Regions from separate parts of the Homo sapiens genome. Here region 2 is linked to region 1. The links are chromatin loops, found by intact Hi-C in ENCODE. Cell type or tissue: CD14-positive monocyte. All regions are shown on one strand.

Region 1 (4,000 bases):
AGAAAGAGACTGGGACAAATGAGGCCAGAAATGGGCCTCGCCCATCACTCTTTTCCAAAATGGGCTTTGTCAGTCACTCTTCCTATACTTGGGTCACCAAACCTGATCACCACTATGTGCAAAGTGCAGTTTTAGTTTTCAAAGAAGTGACACTATACTTAAGAATACTTAAGAACGTTAACTGCGTTAACCTCCACGCACACAGCCATAGACAAATTCCCCCGTCAGACAGGAGCCCATTAGGAAATGCCCACCCCTCTCTGTAGCCTTTGTAAAATTAAGCTGATAAAAGACATCGCTGTTGTTGAGGTTTAAAATCAATGGATAACCAGGAAAGAATATAAGAAATCATATTAATTATTCTCCTGTTTACACTACACTTAAATCATTTAGCTGTCTTTTTTTTTTTTTTGGACCTTCTGCTGCAAAAGAGCCATTCTAATGAACTTGGACCCCAGGGTCCATGTGTGTGGTTATTCATTAAATCATGTCGCCTGCAGAGTCTCCTGACTTAAGACTTTCGCTGGGCTTGAACTCAGTAACCTGTCCTGATGTATTTCTCAGGCGTTTGTGATTAGGCAGCTGGGCTCTGCCTTACCTGTCAGGGTGATAACCCTTCTGGTTCTGACAAAAGGTTTCACTTTAAATTTAGCTTTCCATATTGAAGCATAAATAAAAAGATAATTTACTTCCCGATTTTGCTCGTTGTGGACACGGAGGTGTGTTTGACCTTCGTAAAGCTAGTAGGATCATGTTATCACTATGGGTTGGTCATTCAGCGCTTCCTAAAGAAAAACTCAAGTCAGAAACAAATCAGGAGCAATTATTGATTTAACAGTTTTGCAAATGCTTTTGTATGTAGAAGGTGCATGAAAAAGATTCCAGTGATACGCAGATCAAACACTGCGTCGATAATCACAGCTAATGTCGAGTGCTTGCTGCGTGCGTGTTGATCATTTAAGCCTCACATGCGAGCTGTGTGGTAAGCCCTCCTCCTGCCCTCGCCTTAGAGATGAGGAAACTGAGAGGCAGCGATGAAGCAGCTCACTAGCCCTGCTCCTGTCCTCCCCTTAGAGATGAGGAAACTGAGAGGCAGCGATGAAACAGCTCACTAGCCCTGCTCCTGTCCTCCCCTTAGAGATGAGGAAACTGAGAGGCAGCGATGAAGCAGCTCACTAGCTCTGCTCCTGCCCTCCCCTTAGAGATGAGGAAACTGAGAGGCAGAGATGAAGCAGCTCACTTAGATCACGGGATTAGGGGGCGGACCTGGACCCGACTCCGAGGCCCCCTCCAGCAGCCAGGCCCTCGCCCATCACGCTTGGTTGCTTGTAATGGGAGCCTTGCCTCTCGCCAGCAGTTTGTGGGGAGTAGGTTTCCCGTTTCCACTGTTATTTCCTGACTCCCGTGCCTCCCAACTTCCCACCCGCTGTGGCTGGCATTTCCACCGGCTCCCTGGCTTGTCCTACGCCTCATGCCTCCTATGTGGCTCTTCTTTCTCCTCCCGCCCCCCTGCTGCCCGTGGCCCCAGAATGGAGGCTTCCCAGGATGGCCCACACAGTGCCCTGCACAGGTGCTGTGGCTCAGCCCTGGCCATTCCCTCCACACGTTCTCTGCTCCAGCCACACTGAGCTCCAAGCCATCCTTTAGCTATGCCTGCTGCAGGCCACCTCTGTAGAGGGCCTTTCATGACCTGTTCTAGTAACCCCCCTGCCTGGTGTCAGCCACCCCCGCCCCTGGCCTGGTTTGCTATTGCCGGGCTGACCTCGCCCCGTCTTTCAGTTCTCCGTGTGGAGGGTGCTGATCCGTCCGTCTCCATCTGCTTGTGAAGCAATAACAGAACAGCATAGGCTGGGTAATCTATACAGCACGGAAATTTCTGTCCTCATGCTTCAGGAGGCTGGGAAGTCCAAGATCAAGGCACCAGCAGGTTCAGGTGTCTGGGGAGGGCTGCATCTTCTGGAAGGGAGAAGGAAACTGGAGGGCAAGCGAGAGAGCCCCTTACAGCAAGCCCCTTTATGCAGGCGCCTGATCCCATCGCAGGGGAGGAGCCCTCCTGGCCTCGTCACCTCTTAAAGCCCTGCTTCCTTAAGACTCTCACTCCACAACGCCTGAACTTTGGAGGGGACACGTTCGAGCCACAGCCCCTTCCTTCCTGAGGCTTCTCAAGATGCCCCCTCCTGTGCTTCCTGGAGCACCCGTCCTTCCTTGTCCTGGGACTTGGCACGCCTGACCATAGTCATACCTGCTTGTCCTCTTGGCCCCTCTTCAGGTAATGGGCTCCACACAGGTCACGATCTCGGCCAAAATAGTCACACATCGTCCCTGCACCCATCAGTGTGTAGTAAACAGGAAGTGCTTAATAAATGTTTGATGAATTAAGAGTGACTCAGTAATCCCAGTACAAAAAAGCAACAGCAGACGTTGGAGATGTGCTTGAGGCACGTGCCCAGCTTGTGAGCAGAGGCCGCCGCTGCCACTCCGTGCTCCCCGTGGACTGCCGTGCTGAGCGCTGTGAATGTGCTGGCTGTCCCGTCGTGCTCCAGCTCTTCAGGCCTCCCTGCTCAGCCTCTCTCAGCTTCAGTTGCCACGCACTTCTAGGAGAGGCCATCTTGACTTTCTCTTGCAGTCCCGGAGCCACACAGGGAGCAGGTGCGCAGTCACCTGGGTGAGGGCCCCTTCCTGGGTTTCAGAGGCAGCCCAGTTCATGCTCCCAGGGCAGCCCTTGTGCATGGGGAGCCGTAGCCTCAGGCAGGGGCACCCTGAGCCAACAGCACCTTGCAGGGCCAGCCACAGACATAATGGAAAACCTCATCCTTCAGCCGCAACTTTTCCTACCTCCCATCAAAAAAATGTCCCTCCTCTCTCAGTATGTGGGGACTGCGGTCTCCAGAGTGGCCATCCACAGTCACACTGGCTGTCAGTGGCTCCTGTCACCACCCTGCCACCTGGTGACTTGTGGGCCACACTCAGGAGTCATGGGAAGGAGACCCTTAGAGCAGCCCCAGGACAGGCCTCCTTGCGTGTACTTCTTTGATGAAGGCGGGTATAAGCCCTGGCAGCTCATTGTCCTCTCTTGAGTCCACATAGGTTGCATTTTTTAACTCTGGCAAAGTGAAGTTACAAAGTCAGTCTGGTGTCGCCTGGGACAGGTCCGAGAAATTAGTATAAAGATGGCTTCACTCCTGCGTCGTATTCCAGTTCACGTTTCCATTTCAGTGTATACATGTTACAGTCGTGATTGATCCTGTGCATAAATTGGGATGTGGGTTTTTGTTGGAGAAAAAAATGCACAAAAGTTCAGGAGCTAAGTAAGAGTGAAAGATTTTCATTGGACCAGGTGTGGTGGCTCACACCTGCAATCCCAGCACTTTGGGAGGCCAAGATGGGCGGATCACTTGAGTCTAGGAGTTCGAGACCAGCCTGGCCAACACAGTGAGACCCCCATCTCAAAAAAGAAAGAAAGAAATAGTTGGACATAGTGGCGGACGTTTGTAGTCCCAGCTACTCAGGAGGCTGAGGCTATAGGAGGTGGGGGCTGTAGGGAGCCATGGTTGCACCACTGCGCTCCAGCCTGGGCAACAGAGCAAGACCCTATCTCTAAAGGAAAAACAAAACAAAACAAAACAAAACAAAACATGAAGAGTTTCTTGGGGCCAGTTGGCATCTAAAAATATCTAAGTCTTTTGATTCTCAGCTATGACCTGGCTACGTTCTAGGCTGTCTTTACGTGTTTCTAGGACTCTTGGCAAATTCTCAGAACAGTTGACTTAAAAAGATTAGCCACGTAGTATTTTTACAAGGAGAGAGGGAGGTGAAGTGATGAGATGGGGCCATACTTATAAAATGATTCGGGATTATTGATGAAGTAGTCCCTAGGTTTCTGATTAATTAATTTTAAAGCGCTGACCAAATATGTACCCAGCGTAAGAAGCCAGAGTCGATCAGTGTTGTAGACACGTCGCCTCTCGATGGCATCTTTCCATGCCACACCCTTCACGAC
Region 2 (4,000 bases), 190 kb before region 1:
GCCTTCCAAGCATTTCCTCTTCATGTGTGAGCACATAGATGGATGTTGTTTTTTGTTTTTACAAACATGGGATCCTGTTAGGTGAGCTGTGTGTGTGGAAACCTCCCTCCTTCCCTCTGACAGCTGTGTGCTCCTCCCCTGCGTGACCACGCCATGCTCTGGAAAACCAGCACCCTCCTGGTGGCTCACGCCTGTAATCTCAGTACTTTGGGAGGCAGAGGTGGGAGGATGGCTTGAGCCCAGGAGTTTGAGACCAGCCTGGGAAACATAGTCAGACCCCATCTCTACAAAAAATACAAAAATTAGGGGCGGGCGTGGTGGCTCACACCTGTAATACCAGCACTTTAGGAGGCCAAGGCGGGCAGATCATGAGGTCAGGAGTTCGAGACCAGCCCAGCCAACATGGTGAAACCCCGTTTCTATTAAAAATACAAAAATTAGCCCTGCCTAGTGGCTGGCGGCTGTAATCCTAGCTACTCAGGAGGGTGAGGCAACAGAATTGCTTGAACCCGGGAGGCAGAGGTTGCAGTGAGCTGAGATTGTGCCACTGCACTCCAGCCTGGGTAACAGAGCAAGACTCCATCTCAAAACAAACAAACAAACAAACAAACAAACAAACAAAACACACACACAAAAATTGGGCCCAGCGTGATGGCTCATAGCACTTTTAAAAACAATCCGATGGCCGGGCACAGTGGCTCACACCTATAGTCCCAGCAGTTTGGGAGGCTGAGGCGAGCAGATCCCTTGAGGCCAGGAGTTTGAGACCAGCCTGGCCAACATGGCAGAACCCTGCCTCTACTAAAAATCCAAAAATTGGCTGGGTGTGGTGGTGGGTGCCTATAATCCCAGCTACTGGGGAAGCTGAGGTACGAGAATCACTTGAACTGGGGAGGCAGAGGTTGCAGTGAGCCGAGATTGTGCCACTGCACTCCAGCCTGGGTGACAGAGTGAGACTCCATCTCAAAAAAAGAAAAAAATAGCTGGACATGGTGGCATGCGCCTGTGGTCCCAGCTACTCGGGAGGCTGAGGCAGGAGGATCATTTGAGCCTGGGAGGCAGAGATTGCAGTAAACTGAGATTGCACCACTGCACTCCAGCCTGGGCGACAGAGTGAGACCCTGTCTCAAAAAAAAAAAAAAATTGGAACCCTGGAATTAAACATTTTGCTAGTTGTTGCCATATTGTCTCCCATGATACCAATTTGTACTCACAATAACAGTAGATGAGAGTCCTTGTTTCCCAACAGCAATGCAATTTAAAAATGTTACTCATCTTTAAAAAATTTAGCAGTGGTATCTTATTGTTTTTTGAATGAGATTAGAAATCTTTCCCTGTGTTAATTGGGCTGTTTCTATATGATCTCATTTGATGCTCTGGATGGCTGTAAGTGGCCAGGGTGTAATAGGGTTTGTATTCTTCCTGCTCTACAGAGGGGAGCCTGAGGCCCAGAGACGTGCTGGGTTACCCAGGATCACACAGCTGGAAGCAGGGAATACCCTGTTCCACAGCTACCTGTACTATTTTTTGTAGCCTAGCAGCCAATTATCGCCCCCCTTTGTAGTGGATGCACAGCTATTGGTATGAGCTTGCAGAGCCTCCCGAAGGGTTTTTCTTTCTCTCTTGGCCCTAAGACCCGGAGTCTTGGCCCTCCTAGGAAACTTGTGTGTACAGCAGCAGGGCCAGGAGCTCCAGAGTCCCCAGGGCATGGCGCTCTGCAGGGAGGTCCCGCTTCCTTGCCCCTGCACTCACCTTTTGGGCTTGGTTCTTAACTCCTAGTCTCTGGCCAGCTTCCTTGTAACCTCTCCCAGGCTCACCTCCCACCTCCTGTATAGGCCAGCGGTGCCCCCTGCTGTGAGGAGCCGAAACCACAGCACCAGGAAAGGGCCCTGTTTGTGGTTTGTCTCGGAGAACCGGAACATCTAGGGCTCTCCTTGGTGTCGCCTGGGCCGGTGTTAAGATACTGTGACATCTCTGTGGCTGTAACTGGGGATTCCTGCCACCCTCTCAGCCTCCTTATCCCTTCCTGGCCCCCAGCCAGGGCTTGACTTCCACAGAGATGTGAGTGTCTCCTGTGTATTCACAGACAGGGAGGGATGGGGCAGGGCCATGGTGTTGCTTTCAGGCAACGTACATGTGCCTGCCATGTATAAGACACCACCTGGTTAGGACTGAGCTTTAGCCTCGGAGAAGGAAGACCAGAGCATCCGAAGGCAAGATACAGAAGAGGAAGCATATGGCAACGCTCTCTGTAAAAAGATGGGGCCGGGTGTGGGGGCTCACGCCTGTAATCCCAGCACTTTGGGAAGCCGAGGCAGGTGGATCACTTGAGGTCAAGAGTTCGAGACCAGCCTGGGCAACATGGTAAAACCCCATCTCTACTAAAAATACAAAAATTAGCCAGGCGTGGTGGCACGCACCTGTAGTCCCAGCTGCTTGGGAGGCTGAGGCAGGAGAATGGCTTGAACCCAGGAGGCAGAGGCTGCAGTGAGCTGAGATTGTGCCACTGCACTCTAGCCTGGGGAACAGAGCAAGACTCTGTCTCAAAAAAAAAAAAAAAAAAAAAGGAAAAGAAAAGAAGATGGGGAGGGGCTGGGTGCCGGGCTCATGCCTGCAATAGAAGCACTTTGGGAGGCCAAGGTGGGTGGATCTCTTGAGCCCAGGAGTTGGAGACCAGCCTAGGCAACATGGCAAGACCCCATCTCTACTCTAAATACAAAAATGAGCTGGGCTTGGTGGTACATGCCTGTGGTCTCAGCTACTCAGGAGGCTGAGGTGGGAGGATCGCTTGAGCCTGGGAGGTTGAGGCTATATGAGCTATGATCACACCACTGCACTGTGGTTTGGGCGACAGAGTGAGACACTGTCTCAAAAAAAAAAAAAAAAAAAAAAAAAGATGGGGAATATGTTAGCTACAAATATTGCTTATATATGCATTAAAATGTCTAAAATAACATGTAAGAAGTCAGCAGTGGTTACCTATTCCAGGGGGTGTCAGGGCTGAGGCAGACTGGGATGGAGATGGGAGACTTTTCACTGTTTACCTTTTTATATTCCTGATCTTTGAACCAAGAAATTAAATAAATTAAAATCATGATAAATAAATGAAACAAAAGGGGAGTGCCTAGTGTTTTTAGGGTGGCCTGCTGGCCTCAGGGAGACGAGTCTGGAGAACTTCAGTGCTGAGTTATGCAGGACTGGCCCTCTGTGCTGTAGTCCAGAGAAGAGCTGGAAGAGCTGAGGCCTGAAAATCTGCAATAAGACTGACCACACCCCACGTTGAAAGCCTCTCCCCTTCCCTCCCTGTCCACTGGATTTGAAAGCACGAGAGCATTCTATTTTTCCTCTTAGGGACCCACCTGGAGTGGCCCTTGCAGGGTCATCTCCCCAACATGGCCTTCGGAAGGACATTGGATGCAGGACCCAAGAATTGCCAGTTCATTGTTTGGTTTTGGGCACTGGCAAATTTGTCATGGACTTTAGAGGCTAGTGTTTGAGAGTGGCCCTAGAAGAGGGTAAGTGCAATGGTTCATAGCTGTAATCCCAGCATTTTGGGGAGCCAAGTGAGAAGATTGCTTGAGCCCAGAAGTTTGAGACCAGCCTGAGCAACGTTGCAAGACCCCATCTCTACAAAAAAAAATTTTTAAATTTGCTGGGCATAGTGGTGCATGCCTGTAGTCCTAGCTACTACTTGGGAGGCTGAAGTGGGAGGATTGCTTGAGCCCAGTAATTGTAGTGGGGCACAATTGCACCACTGCATTTCAGCCTGGGCAACGGAGACCCTGATTCTAAACAAAAGAGGGCAGAAAGAGAGAGAGAGACACTGGCCTCAGAGTCCAGGATTAGGCTGTATTGGGAATTTGGGGAGCCCCAGGCTGGAGGAGAGGAGAGCTGCAGAGGCTGGAGACAGGAAGGGTCTGAGTCCAGACCACCCAAGATTATACAAGCTGCTCCACATCCATCCTCCATTCTCAACCCAGATTCTCTCCATGTGGAAGCT

The links. A loop is a pair of places that touch in the nucleus more often than their neighbours do. Peaks named below come from ENCODE experiments on the same cell type or tissue, not always from the same donor. Only the 100,000 strongest peaks of a DNase experiment are listed, where the experiment ranks them.
Region 2: a loop joins it to region 1, with 1.9 times the contacts of the local background. A loop is called at or near these places in 5 of 110 quality-filtered maps.

Annotation. Positions count from the first base shown.
Region 1 is chr16:4,008,888-4,012,887 of GRCh38, reverse strand. The region is part of intron 2 of ADCY9 (adenylate cyclase 9); the gene reads left to right. Among named protein-coding and RNA genes, the nearest start is that of TRIDDENT, 60 kb to the right of the region's middle. RefSeq lists enhancers at 500-1,144, 1,145-1,790. In CD14-positive monocyte, no CTCF peak of the experiment used is centred here; DNase peaks (open chromatin) are centred at 1,117 and 2,387; H3K4me3 peaks cover 1,830 bases; H3K27ac peaks cover 1,931 bases.
Region 2 is chr16:4,198,260-4,202,259 of GRCh38, reverse strand. The region is part of intron 3 of SRL (sarcalumenin); the gene reads left to right. Among named protein-coding and RNA genes, the nearest start is that of SRL, 42 kb to the left of the region's middle. In CD14-positive monocyte, a CTCF peak has its summit at 1,845 (motif pointing left); a DNase peak (open chromatin) is centred at 1,869; H3K27me3 peaks cover 228 bases.